2 separate regions of the Homo sapiens genome follow, and region 1 is linked to region 2. Evidence: chromatin contacts called from ENCODE Hi-C or POLR2A ChIA-PET data. All regions are on one chromosome and are shown on one strand. The core of a region is the stretch at or near the end of the contact, and the rest is flanking DNA. Distances in the headings are between cores, read along the strand shown.

The links. A loop is a pair of places that touch in the nucleus more often than their neighbours do. ChIA-PET counts read pairs that join two places held with the same protein, here RNA polymerase II (POLR2A). Pooled maps may share reads with other maps.
Region 1: a map of gastrocnemius medialis shows a loop between it and region 2 (7-fold over the local background). The contact joins the promoter of NOC4L here to the promoter of SFSWAP in region 2. A Hi-C loop is called at or near these places in 2 of 168 maps with a recorded cell type or tissue (ascending aorta and gastrocnemius medialis), 4 of 37 single-sample maps with no recorded cell type and 8 of 50 pooled maps. POLR2A ChIA-PET finds 5 or more read pairs at or near these places in 1 of 52 experiments (activated T-cell).

What each region holds. Positions count from the first base shown.
Region 1 is chr12:132,141,929-132,148,328 of GRCh38, reverse strand. NOC4L (nucleolar complex associated 4 homolog) reads right to left here and starts at 3,872. Exons shown (of 15, transcript NM_024078.3): 1 at 3,724-3,872; 2 at 3,355-3,475; 3 at 2,664-2,770; 4 at 941-1,048; 5 at 547-696; 6 at 350-449; 7 at 223-257. The coding sequence starts at 3,840. DDX51 (DEAD-box helicase 51) reads left to right here and starts at 4,010. Exons shown (of 15, transcript NM_175066.4): 1 at 4,010-4,336; 2 at 4,420-4,634; 3 at 5,451-5,601; 4 at 5,907-6,052; 5 at 6,139-6,210; 6 at 6,373-6,400. The coding sequence starts at 4,033. RefSeq lists enhancers at 3,790-4,089, 5,019-5,924 and silencers at 4,100-4,149, 4,220-4,419.
Region 2 is chr12:131,709,379-131,716,534 of GRCh38, reverse strand. It overlaps SFSWAP (splicing factor SWAP), which reads right to left and starts at 5,445. Exons shown (of 18, transcript NM_004592.4): 1 at 5,088-5,445; 2 at 2,295-2,464; 3 at 1,582-1,713. The coding sequence starts at 5,305. RefSeq lists enhancers at 5,211-5,280, 5,371-5,660, 5,801-5,890.

The sequences.
Region 1 (6,400 bases), core at 2,623-5,122, 430 kb before region 2:
GACTCCAAGAGGCGGCGGTGGCCTCTGACCCAAGGGAGGGTCCCGAGTTCACAGGTCTCGTCACCTCCCACACTTCGAGTGACCTGGTGGCCGTGCAAGCTGCCACCTGTACCCTGGGAGTTTCCTCTGGTGAGGAAGGCGGCAGCCTCCATGGGGTCTCACATGCACCCCACACACACCCCCAAACCCGGGAGGGTGCCCGGCTCTCCAGAAGCAACTCACCTTCAGGTGAGCAACCTTCCAGGTGTCCCACAGCTCTGCAGGGAAAGCGAGGGCAAAGGTCACCTGACCCGCAGGGGAGGCAGACCAAGGCTCAGCCCTGTCCGCCCCTGACTCTCAGCACACTCACCCGCCCGCTTCACATAGAAGCTGGAGACGGTGGGCTCCCGGCGGGGCAGGCTCACGGCAGACAGCAGCGTGAAGGCATTGTTCCAAAAGGCGGGGGGCACCTGCGGAGCCTGGCCTGAGTGCCTGGACGCCGCCCCCCAGTCCCTGCCTCCCTGGGAGGCAACAGCATGATGCTGGCGACAGGACCCCATCACCCACCTCGGGGTGCTGGCCAGTGACCCGGGCCACGGCATCCACGGCTGCCTGCATGGTGTGGTAGCGGGTGTCGTCGTAGTCCAGGTACTCCCGGAACTGGGACAGGAGCAGGCTCTGGTCCTCCTCAGGAGACAGCAGGCCTCCCACCACCAACTAGGGGCAAGGACCAGTGAGCAGCCCTGCCCGGCCCAGCATACGCCAGCAAGGTCCAGGCAGGCAGCCCTGCCCCATCGAGCCCCCCAGGCAGACTCCTCCTGGTTGGGTGGGCCACAGGAGCCACAGGAGTGTCCCAGCCAACAGCCAGGCTCAGCTCAGCAGGCCCCGCCCCCACTACGGGGCCATCCTGGGATCTGGCCAGCCAGCCAGGCCCTCTGGGAGTCCCCAGCAAGGCCCTCACCTTGAAGAGCTCTCGGGGGAACAGGTAGTTGCCTTCCCACTTGGACTTCTCCAGGGGGTGCGCTCCTTCCAGCTGCACGAACTTCAGGAGTGCGCTGAGGGCCAGCTCCTGGGAAGGGGGCAGTGCAGGGTGGCTGTGATGCCCTCACCCCACGGATGGGCCCAGAGCTCAGCCCAGTCAGGGAGCCCCTCCCATCTAGGCCCAGAGCTGAGAAAAGGGCGGCCGGGCCTTCTCTTGCTCCACACGCCACCAGATGCCACTCTGGGCTTCCGTGTCCCACCCATGACGTAGAGATGACAAGATCTCTAGTTAAAGAGATCCAGTGCTCACGACAGAGTCTGGCGGGGGAAGGGTACACAGCCCAGGTCTGCTTTATGGGCCACCTGACTGCTCTCTCGTCACCTGTGTCACGGGAATGCCACCATAACCCTTGGGAACAGCTGTGAAAACACAGGCGTGTGATGCCAGCATGGTGCCCAACTCAGACCCAGGCTTGGAAGCTCTCATCTCGGGGTGGCAAACTCAGTGCTTTCAGGGCCCAGGCAAATGACACCACAAAGCAAAAGAGCCTCGTGCGGGATGACAGGAGCACACGGCTGTCTCAGAGCTGTCTCTGACTCTCCCTCCAGCCAATCGCAGCCATGAACAAACTTAGACCCCGTGTTGACAGAACTGATTATTTCTTTCTGAGAAGGTGGAAACTGGTTATTTTCACGTGGTATCTCCCCAACATTTAAAAGTCTGCAGCTCGGCTATAATTATAGACAGACGTGTTGGCGAGGATGTGGAGTATGGAACTCTCAAATGCTGCCAGGGGGAGGGTAAGATAGCGCAGCTACTATGGAAAACAGTCTTGTAGTTCCTCAGAACATTAAAAACACAGCTGCTGTGTGGCCTTGTAATTCCACTGATAAGGCATATTCAAGCAAAAGAAACATCACACAAGAGTTTGTACGCGAACGTTCACAGTCCGCTGTTCGTAACAGCCAAAGGTGGAAACGACGCAAATGCCCAGCAACCTACGAGCGGCTGAACGATACGTGCTGTGCTATACGACGCGCTGCTACTCAGCCACAAAGAGAACGAACTTCGAACACGCCGATGAGTGGAAGAAGCCACATACCGTATGATCCCCCTTATGAGGAGCGTCTAAAAAAAGCAAACCCATTGATCCAGGAAGTAACCACTGATCCAGGAGTGGCTGCCTGGGGCTGGGGGTGGAAAGGGGCGGGATATGGAAGCGATGGTAACTGGTACAGGATTTCTTTTCGGGGCGATAAAGATGTTCTGGGATAGCGGCAACCACTGCACAACACAGTAACAGATGCTAACTTCTCAGCTTTAAACGGTAAACTGTGCCTCAGTTATTCCTCACTACAGATTTTAAGAAAGCTCATAATGCATTCCCATGGCTGCAGACCACAGTGTGATCTGAGCAAACACATCTGTGGACTGGCACGAGGCTTGGTGTGCGTGCTCTATGCAAACACAGAGATCCCCGTGGATGCCACTGGAAATGAACACGGATTCTGCGTCTTCAATATTCACTACAGGACTCGATAGCCATGTTTCTGAATGGGACTGAACACCCACAGGGTGATGCTCCCATGAAGGAAGCAGCTTTGCCTGGACAATTGTGGGAGCCCCAGACCTCTGCTTTGTGGATAACCTGGGAGTTGGGGTGCAGGGGATGGACAAGGATGAGGCCAGCCCAATGACCCACCTTGACCTGAAAGGAGGGGTGGCCCAGGAGCTCTCCCAAGCGATTGCAGCAGCTGTGATAGCGGTGTCTCATCCACACCTTGTACTTCCGTGTGGCTCCCTGGGACCCTGCAGACAGGTTAGGGTGGTCAGCCCACGTGAGGCCCACATACGCCACCCTGGGCCCAGCCCAAAATCTCAGGCCTGGCTCCACCCTCCCATTGTCTTCTACTCAGCCTCCGCAGGTGGAAACAGGTCGCTAAGGCCCCCAGACCTGTGCTGAGACCAGCACATTCCCTGAGCCCTGCAAACAGGAAGAGCACCTCCTACCCCAGGACTGCCCCAGCCAAGCTGCCAGGAGCAGGATCCACATCCCCTCTCTTTACTCCAAGACCTGACGTCCCCAGGATGGGGACATAAAGGAAGCTCCGAGTTTAAGCGACCGTGTCAGGATCAGTCAACATCAAATTACAAAAGGGGTGCAAAGCACACAAAAAGTCGTACCTTGTCCAGTGTTCATCTACACTCAGCTGCAGGGCACCCATGTCACCCCTGCCCCAACGCCACCATCCATCTTCCACGGTGGGCTTGGTGCGTCCTCCCACCAGCCTGCACGGCCTGTGCCAGGGTTGGGGGCGCTCATCCCATGGTGACAAAGCCTCCCTCCGACCCACGGAAAGAGAAGAGCAGCCCCGGGGCCCTCCAGGGCTCACCTGTCATGACCATCTCCTCAGAGGGCAGCTGGCCCACAAACAGCTCTCCCCGCTCCAGCAAGGCCCCGAAAAGACGGCTGCACGTGCGGACTGCTTCCTGGATCTCCTCCTGGTCCTCAGACTGCAGGAGAGGCGGCGGCAGGGTGCCCGGCCGCCAACTGTCACCTTCGCCCCTGCCTAGGCTGCCCCCAACCCGTTCCCTTCCCCCTCGGGACGCCAGCCCCGTCACCCCCGACCCGTGACCCACACGCCTCCCACCCTGACCCCCCAACGCCGTCTCGGAACCTCCTGGGGACCTGCCGCCGCAGCCCCCCATTCAAGTCCCGCTCCCGTGCCGCGACTCCGGCCCTGCGACGCCGCCAGGCCCACCTGCAGCACGGCCAGGATGTCGAACACGGCGTTGGCCTCACTGCGGCTCGCCAGCACCGCCTCCAGCCGGCGGCCCAGAGCCCGGCGAACTCCCGCGGCGCCCGGCTCCCGCTCCATGCCGCCCCCAACACGGAACAACGCGGATTCTCAGCCGCCGGCGCTCCCGTGACGTCACCACTGCGCGTAGAACCCGACGTCATCTCTACGCGCCGTACCCCAACCCCATCTTTTGCGCGGAGCCCGAGTCGCAGGCGTGCCGCCGACGTCATCGCAGCGCGCCACGCCCGAGTCCCAGGCGTGCGGCTGGCCATGGCGCTGTTCTACGTCGCGCGGTACCCGGGCCCCGATGCGGCAGCTGCGGCGGGGCCGGAGGGCGCGGAGGCCGGGGCGCACGGCAGGGCCCGCGCGCTGCTCGAGCGGCTGCAGAGCCGGGCCCGCGAACGGCAGCAGCAGCGGGAGCCCGCGCAGACCGAGGCGGCTGCATCGACCGAGCCGGCGACCAGGAGGCGACGGCGGCCCCGGCGGCGGCGGCGGGTGAACGACGCGGAGCCGGGGAGCCCGGAGGCGCCGCAGGGAAAGCGACGGAAGGCGGACGGCGAGGACGCGGGCGCAGGTGGGCCGCGGGGCGAGCGGGCTCCCTCTGGGGCGCCGGCGACTCGGTGCTGACGCGCTGCCGGGTGGGTGTCTGCCTCGCAGAAAGCAACGAGGAGGCGCCAGGGGAGCCCAGCGCAGGGAGCAGCGAGGAGGCGCCAGGGGAGCCCAGCGCAGGGAGCAGCGAGGAGGCGCCGGGGGAGCGCAGCACCAGCGCCAGCGCCGAGGCGGCCCCAGATGGACCGGCCCTGGAGGAGGCGGCCGGACCCCTGGTCCCCGGCCTGGTGCTGGGGGGGTTCGGGAAGAGGAAGGCGCCGAAGGTGAGCCTCGGCGGGCGGGAGGGTGGTCGGCGTGAGAGGGTAGGCTGCGCGGATTCTTAAGTGCGGCGGTCGCCCCGGAAGATTTCGTTCAGCGAATGTTCCCGGGTCACAGCCGCGCCTCGCTGCCAGGTCTGCAGTTTCATCGCCTAGGGGTCTGGATCCTGCACGTGCAGAGCTCCCGTTTCCTCTGCTAGGCTTGCCCCTGTCCTCCCGCCGCGCCGCGCCAGTTCTGCAAGATGTGTTTGCGTGAACGTGCGGGGTTTCCTGCTGTGCGCTCACCGCCTCAGGAGTAAGTCAGAGGCCGTTCTGCAAGCTCCTGACCGTTGGTGTTTTTGCTTAGCACGTGTGGTTTTCGGTAAAGAGATTTCCGGCGAGACAGGTGAAGAAAGCGAGAAGTTTGACAGAGTGCTCGGGCACCTTAGGTAGGGCAGGTGGAGGAGGTTCTCTTTGAGTTGGGATGCAAAGACTTGAAGCCAGGTCAAGGTTGGGGGTTGGGGGTGCCAGGCAGAGGCCTCGAGGCAGGGACGCCGGCGTGGCTGGGGCAGGCGAGCGCCAGGTCACAGGACCTCCTGGCTGCGGGAGGGTGGGTGCCACTGTGGGTTGATGGGAGGCTACAGAGTGAGTTTGCTCAGGGAGTGGCATCTGCTTTTACTGTTTAACTTCTGAAGGCTGTATGGAAAGCGCATCCTGGGGCTGAGAAGGAGCTGAAGACGACAGAGGTTTCCCCAGCCTCCCTCCCCTAGCTTTTTCCACCGTGGGCTTCTGCGCGAGAGCCTGGAAAGCGCTCACCTGGCCTCTCTTTCTTTTTGATGGCAGGTCCAGCCTTTCCTGCCAAGGTGGCTGGCTGAGCCTAACTGTGTCAGAAGGAATGTCACCGAAGACCTGGTTCCTATCGAGGACATCCCTGACGTCCATCCTGACCTGCAGAAGCAGCTGCGGGCACACGGCATCTCGTCCTACTTTCCAGGTGCCCCAGCCCCGGGCAGGCAGCTGAGGGAACACCTCCCTGGGCACCCACACACAAGGCTGTGAGTGGCCGTGGGTCAGGCGTCCCTGCCACATCGGTGCCAAGTGTGGTCTCAGCACTCTCAAGCTCATGGTTCCCACTTGGGTCTCCTGAGGCTGGCGTTCCTCTGGGCCTTGGTGCCATCCCTCTGGGGAGCGGTTCCCAGGCCTCCAGCAGAGCAGCCCAGCCCAGAGGTCACAGGCAGGGAAGCGGCAGGCCTAGGCCTAGGCGTAAACACGACTTCTCTCTCGCCTTTCCTCATCCAGTCCAGGCAGCTGTGATTCCTGCCCTCCTGGAGAGCGCAGCCTGTGGGTTTCTGGTGGGCAGAGGTGGCTACCGGCCTAGCGACCTCTGTGTTTCTGCCCCAACAGGCAGTGGGAAGACACTGGCCTTCGTCATCCCTGTGGTGCAGGTCTGTGTGAGGGTCCCCTTTCTCTACAGCGGGTGTGCAGAGGACAGGTAACAGCCTTGCTGACGCAGGCGCTCCTTCCCCCTCAGGCCCTGCTTTCGAGAGTGGTCTGCCACATCCGTGCCCTGGTTGTGCTGCCCACCAAGGAGCTGGCCCAGCAGGTATGTGGACCCTAGACCTGGAGCGTGGCACCGCCCGCCTCAGCTTCCCTGCTGAGTGCACAGCGATCAGCCCCTGGGGGACCCAGATTAGATCTGGGGTCCTTTTTGCTGCAGTAGGTGGACACCAGCTACCTCCAGGCCAGTGACAGACTTCTCCTGCAGGTGAGCAAAGTTTTCAACATCTACACAG
Region 2 (7,156 bases), core at 4,196-6,695:
TATCTATTCCTTCCTTCTGATAAAAACACCACAGATAGAAAGCTGAACTCATGTGTGTGGCTTAGAGATAAGACAACAAAATCAGAACTATCCAGAACCCGAGGAAGGAGAGCTTATTCTGGATAAATAAATGGGTGTTTACGTTTTAGACCTGATAGAACATTTCTAGTGCATCGTAACTTCTGAGGGATGGGTAGGTTTGAAAGTCAATGCAAAAAGTCTTAAATACCTTAACTGGCCTTTAACTCAGTATAATTACAATTACACTTGAAAGTTTCTCTAAAAGCTCATAAAATAGAGCTGTGCAACAGTAATTCTTGTGCCCACAAAGTAAGGAGCAGGACTAAAGACAGGGCAAAAGGAAAGCCGGTGTGTGCGTTTGCCCCACGTCCTATCATTCCGTTAGGATCGCAGCCCTTGGAGAGTGCCGATGGGTAGAACCATAGTGCAGTCACAGGATGGAAGGGCAAACATCATTTTGCTTTACTACTAAAGTGCTATAATTGCTTCATACTTGTTAAAAGATGTGTCACTTGGCTGGATGTGGTGGCTCATGCCTGTAATCCCAGTGCTTTGGGAGGCCAAGGCAGTAGGATCACTTGAGCTCAGGAGTTTGAGACTAGCTTGGGCAACACAGTGAGACCCCATCTCTTTTTTTAAATTATTGTGTATTTTAATAAAAAAATTTAAAAAGATAAAAAGTGTTACTTAAGGAGAAACCGATGAAGTTCAGAATAACAGATTAAATTAGCTCTACAATTAAATCTCCATTTGATGTAATGTAAACATTTGAATGTTTCTAAGTTAATGTTCTTCTTCTTTTTAAACAGAATATCCTGAATATACTGACCCGTCTTTAAGGTGTCAGGTTCATGTTAGCATTACTGCTAATTAACGACTGACCATGATGCAGCGCTGTGGTAGTGGAGCTCTCGACGCTTAGTGAAGTGATTGAGGATATTTGTGTCTATACTACACGAGCCCAGGTTTTTCAGCAGCACTATTTTTTATATTCAAAGTTTCCCATGTTAATCCAGAAAAGCATAAATTCCAAATCTTTAATTTAAAATACTGTGGTAAGTATATGCCCTAGGTGGCATCAAGGCTACCAGGAAGCTGTGCTGTTTTCTGGGGAGTAGAAACTCCCTCACTGTGTCCTTCCACTGGGCATGTGTCACTGTCTCAGTTGTGGAGGGATATGGGGAAGCAGGTCAGTGAGAGGGCGGTGATGTTAACTTATCCCAGTTAACACCTATTCTTTCACTGCCTCAAGAATGAATCCCTGAGGATATTAATGAACATGTTACCAATCTAGAAACAAATAATCCTGAATGAGTAATTCTGTTACCCGAATCAATGAGAAATAAATAATCCAACGCATTCACTTTCCACCTCCATTAATCATTCTAGTTTTTAACTTCGTTTTACCAAAAGAAGGAATATCACTCCCGTTTTCTCCTGTGGTCATAGTGGTGCTATCATGAGTGCCAGAGATGTGTTCTGCAGACTGGACCACGGTGCATGCAGCCTGTGCGTACACGTGTAGCCCTACACCAGCAGTCCAGGCAGCTCCCCACTCACCTCTCTGTTTGGAAGGCTCCTCCTCCTCCGTCGGCTCTGACGGGTCGTAATAGTCGCTACCGTAAGTGAACCCCACGGCATTGTAGCTCCCATCCTCTGCTAGTGCTTCACTCAATCGCTTGTATTCTTCCTCTTGAATAAAAATGAGAATTTTATCAACAAAAATAGAAAATTACTGAGAAAAACTTTATATATTTCTAAAGTTGTAGCTATCAGTAAAGCATACAACATACTTTTTTCAACCTACTTTTGAGGTAAAATAGTTTTAAAAATTCACACTTTATATCTATCATTATGTACTTTTGTCAGTACATGTTTACCCACAGACAGCTGAATACACGTCTTTTGTGGAAAATTTCTTCCTGCTGAGAAAATTTTGGGATTAAGAACTGTATTAAAGACTGTTACGGCAAAGACAAGAACATCAATTTTATTTATACGATACTGTTAAAGAAGAACAGTTAAAGAGTTTGGTTTTTGTTTTTTTCAAATCCCAGTCTGCCCTCAAAAGCTGGGAAAATTCTTTGTGGCTCTATATATAAACTATCCTGAGGTCCTCTCAGAACGCAAAGACTCCTGTTTTTCCAATCCACTGGGTACTGTCAAGATAATATCAGAAAGAGTGAGTATAAAAAAATGAATGGGAGTAAATTTTTAAATACTTAAAAATTTTAAAAAGTTTGTTGCTGAAGTAAGTTTGTCTTGAGCAGTACCTTGCCTTGCCTCCTCCTCAAGCAAGTCCGTATGCAAGGCTAAATACCTCTCTTCATCACACAGGGCCTCTATTCGCGCCTCCTCTTCAGACAGCTGATAATCTCTGTTCCACGTGGAATACTCAGCATCGTACTCAGAAAGGTCATGCAGGTGACCACGTCCATCATATCTGTAATGTGAACAAGCTGGTCAATAAAAGGAAATTAACGTCTAGACTGGTGTGCGTGTGTGATGTTTTATATATGTATATATATATACACACACATACTTACCGATTAAAATAAACAAAAATATTAAAACAAGTATAAAAACTCTTCCCAGATTTATATTTAATTTGGATAGTCATATCTCACCTACTTTTAAACTCAAGTTATCTTAACAAACTCTAAATTCCTTTCCACAGTAAGATAACATTTATAACTAAAGGCAAACAATCCATTAATAGCAAAAATGGTACCCACTTCACTGGCAGTTCTTACCATTATGGTTTGGTCAACCATTCAATGCCACTTGCAAAAAATTATTATTTTTTTCTGAAAAGTTAAATATCATAGCTTACATTCACACAAACCAAATACATAAATACCTATCCGTAAGAACCAAACGGTCGAAATTTCCTCGCTTCTTTCTGCTAGTCCCGAACTCTCAGGAGAGATCTTCACCAAAGAAACTTGCGTCCATTGGAGGTAAAATCTTGGCTAGGCTCGCCCCCTAGCCACTTGGCTGAGGAAATAAGTGCTGGGTTACGTGATAGAGAGACACACATACATTGGAACAGTGACATATACATGCAGTTTAAGGAGGTTCACTGGGAACAGAGCAAAACTATTAGAAGATATGGTATCAATATTTCCTTCTGAACTTTATACCCTCAAGGAAATAACATACATGAAGACACTTCCATGTTTCTCTTGCATGGACCAAACAGTAGTTTGGCCAAATAAGTAATGGGAGCACTTTCTGCTATGCTTTTAACATAAAGGATTCAATGAGGATGCTGTCAACGTGTAACTGTCAGATAATAAATGAATGAGTTAGTGAACTTTACTTAAAACACTCAGGTTTAGGGTTTCAAAAACAAATGTAGAGAAACAAACAAAAGTCTGCTTATTTTTTTAATGCTGACTTTTGTAATGGGAACCAAAAATATTAATGTAGACCAAAAAAGACATTTACAGGAAAAAGGCCCAAAATTCCAAGGTAGTCAAGTTACTGCATTTCATTAAATTTCAAAATTAATTGGATTTTGATGTAAACCTCCTTAACTTACAAATGTAGATTATTATTAAAAATATTATACATGTACATGTGCGGCGTTTGCTCCCCACCAGTTTTGGAAGACCTAACTCAAATCATGTACAGAATGATAGGAAAACTGTACAAAGAGCTCAGACTTCATTGCTTACCAAACTTTAATGATAAATAACACAAGTGACACTTTGGAAAAGCAAGCCTGACAACTCAGGCGACACATTCAATATAAACCATGGTGTGAAGGCACAGCACGCTTGAGCACAGCACGGAGCCATCAGATCCAGACATGATCTGATTCCGCGGCCCTCCCTTCACCAGTTCTCGTTTTCGAGCTCTAATTCCAAAAGGAAACGTCAGGGATGGAAAAAGGCCTATTTGGTCATTAATGTGTCCATTCTGGCCAGCTCAGAGGTCATCCCTACAGTCATGCTCCAGGGCTATGAAGAATCCAGTTTTAATGGTCTCAAACGATGGGCTTTCTTCACGTGGAGAGACTATTCCACAGTTTAATGGTTGGTCATGGTTAGCTTTTCAGTCCGGGCCCCAGAAGTAGCCGAACAGGCAAAAAAGAAAAAAAACCACCCCACAACAACCCCAAAACCCAGAGACGAGGGGAAGGGGGATTGAAAAAATGGGAAGAAAGAGGGGAGCAAACCACCTACATCATGTAATGTTATCCTTTTCAAATCAAACGCCTTTAGAAATCCCTAATCCCAGGCCCCCACTGCCCATAATCGCTAGACACCCTCGAGTGACGACCTAAAGCAGGTTTGATTTGAAAAGAAACAACACATCTATATCCCAGCTCCACCCTTCAGTCTTAAGAGACAGTGAAACCAGCCCTAAGAACACTATCTCTTCCAAGAGCAAGGCCAGGGTCCGCACGAAGTCAAGTGGCCACCAACTGACGGGCAACTTTGCTCACTACCTCAATCTGTCAAACTCGTCGGATTATCACCGGGAAATCAAACGTCATGCCGGCAAAGTACGGGCGCTCCACTGAGGGCTCTGGGGGCATAACAGGTTAAGGCTAACTCACAGGTCCAAGAGACACTTCTAGCCACTGTCTCAGTGAGCGGCGGTTCGGAAGAATAAAGGCACGCCTCCCAGGGTACCCTCCCAGTACACCGAGCAGTGAGAGCGCGGCAAGTAGAAAAGCAGCGCACGACCCCATGGCATCGCCGGGCGGCAGGCCCAGGTGCACTCAGGAAAAGACCCTGGGCACTGGCTGCTTTCACCGCGCGGAATCGCCAACTGCAGCCCAGCGACAGGGTGAGGGGTCGAGAGGGGCTGCGGGACCAGAGACGATCCCTCCGGAGACGGACGCGGCACGCAATTCCAGCCAGTGCCTTAGGGCAGGTTTCACCGTCCCCCTCCCCACCAGAACACCAGGAGGAGGTGGGGACAGGGGAGGGGGTGTCCCCCAGATCCCCGCTGGCTCCAGAAAACTCTCTGCAGTCCTTGCAGTCAAGTCAACATCAGACGAGATCAAGCGGGTGAGGGAAGGGAAGGATCGACGGGTGGGGAGAGGAACCGACCTGTCGATGAGGATCTTGTGGTCCCCCATCCAGGGGATGAGGTGCTGTCCCTGTTCCTGAGCCAGGGCCCGCTCGTCGTCCCGGAACAGCTTGCAGGCATAGCCGAAAACCAAGAGCTCCACTCGGCTGCCCCCACCGCCGGCACCGCCTGGCCCGGCCTCCTCCTTCGCGCCGCTTTTCCTCTCGGGTTTGGCGCGGCCCCCGCTCGCGCCGTACATGACAGCGTCCCCGGCGTCCAGGCTGGTCCTCTTCTGTGCCGCGCGACGTCCCTGATACCTCCACTTGGCCTACCCCTTCAGTCAAAGACCCCGCATCCCGTACCCAACCTCAACACCGCCGCCATAGCGGGCCACAAAATGGTGGAGGGGCAGCTTCCGGCAGGAGAGCCCGCATTTCCGGCGAGCGGACCGGCAGATTCGCCTAGGCTTGGAGCTCTTTTAGCCGCTAGGAAATATTTTGGCTTTAATTTTCGCATTCAGGTGTGCCGCCACAATAGGCGCTGCTGTATTCAGTGGAAAGTGCAATTTTAATGTCCGTTTTATCGGGCAGCCGTCAGGACGTGGCGAAAGCGCAGCGTGGGATCGCGCGCCGGCTTCCGCTGCGGCCAGTCGGGCGGCGACGGAGTCGGAGGGAGGGGCCCGGCGCGCTCTGGGCCTTGGGCGAGTCCTCGTGGGTGGCGGGTTGCTGCAGCCTGCCACATGTGTGGAGGCCTCGGGTCCACCCCGAGCCTCCGCGCCCCTCACCATGTCCGAGTCGCTGGGGCCGTGCGTGCTCTGCCCAGGGTGGCGATGTCCTTTTCCTTGGCCCCGTTTCCTTCTCCATCCCTAGGGGGACTTGGTCCCCGACCCGCCCACCTTTGAAGGTTTCCGAGGCAGCAGAGGCCCCTGCGCTGCAAATCACTCGCGGGTGGCGAGATTTCGGAAACCTGAGACCCTTGTCGCCGGGAGATGGTCTGGCGGGGCAGGGAGACCCCAGTCTGGAGACTGGCCACCTGGATACGGTGCAATTTTGCTTGGTGTGTTTCCTCCTGGGCCGCAGTTTTCCCATCGGTGGTTCCATTAGGATCTTTCGGTCCCTTTTAGCTCAGTAATTTCAGGTCAGACAAAGGGCCTGGAGTGCAAAATCTTAGGCTTTGGGATGGGATGGGATATCCCCATGTTTGCCCTTGAGTGGAAAACGATGACAGATCGTCTCCTTTCTGGGCCTCAGATCCCCTCTCCATAAAAATGGAATCTTTCTACCAGTGATGTTGAAATGAGATAATGTATATGAACCTTTAACTGATTTTTGGAAATTAAGAAACAGGCAGTTCCCACCAAACGTCTTTTGTTGTGGTTTCCCCTGACTGGGTCATGCTTCTGTCTTCATTTGCCAGGCTCCTTACCCAAGTTTAACTCAGTCATCCATTTCTCCACCTGGCCTTATGTGTCTACGTTGTCTGGAGTTTCCCCTCACTGGTGGCTAACTTGTGCCTTCCGATTTGTCTGTGTACCTCTCATCACCACCTTAGGTTACATCCTGTGTTCAGCATCCCACCAGAATTAGCTTTAAGAGATCAGGGACATTGTTGGGGTCACCTTAGCATCCTCAGCACCTAGAATGGTGCTTAGCACACTGTGGGCCAAATACTGGTTAATACCTGTAGAATGAGCCGGGCCAGCAGCTGAGCATGCGTGGCCAGGCCATCATCTTCCTATCTAACTCTACAAGACTGCTCTGCCACTGCTGAGGAAGATGTATGTGTCATGGTTACTTGATAAAAACACTGTTGTTTGCCCCCAGGCATTTACTAGTTTGTTTCGGTGCTGGGCTCCCTTCAAGCTTTCCCTTGGGTTCAGGTGTGGGGTGCTAAAGCAAATAAGGAGGCCATTAGCTTGAGATCAACTCTGTAACACCAGCTCCTATGCAAGCAAACCAAAACCCAATCAAGTAATTTTTCTGCTTCCGTGTTGGGTCTATAAAAGCTTGCTGCTCATGCTGCTGAGTGGAACTCTCTGAACCTCTTCTGCTTCTGCATGCTGCCTGATTCATGAATTGTTTTCTTGCTCGAATAAACTCGAATTTGTTTT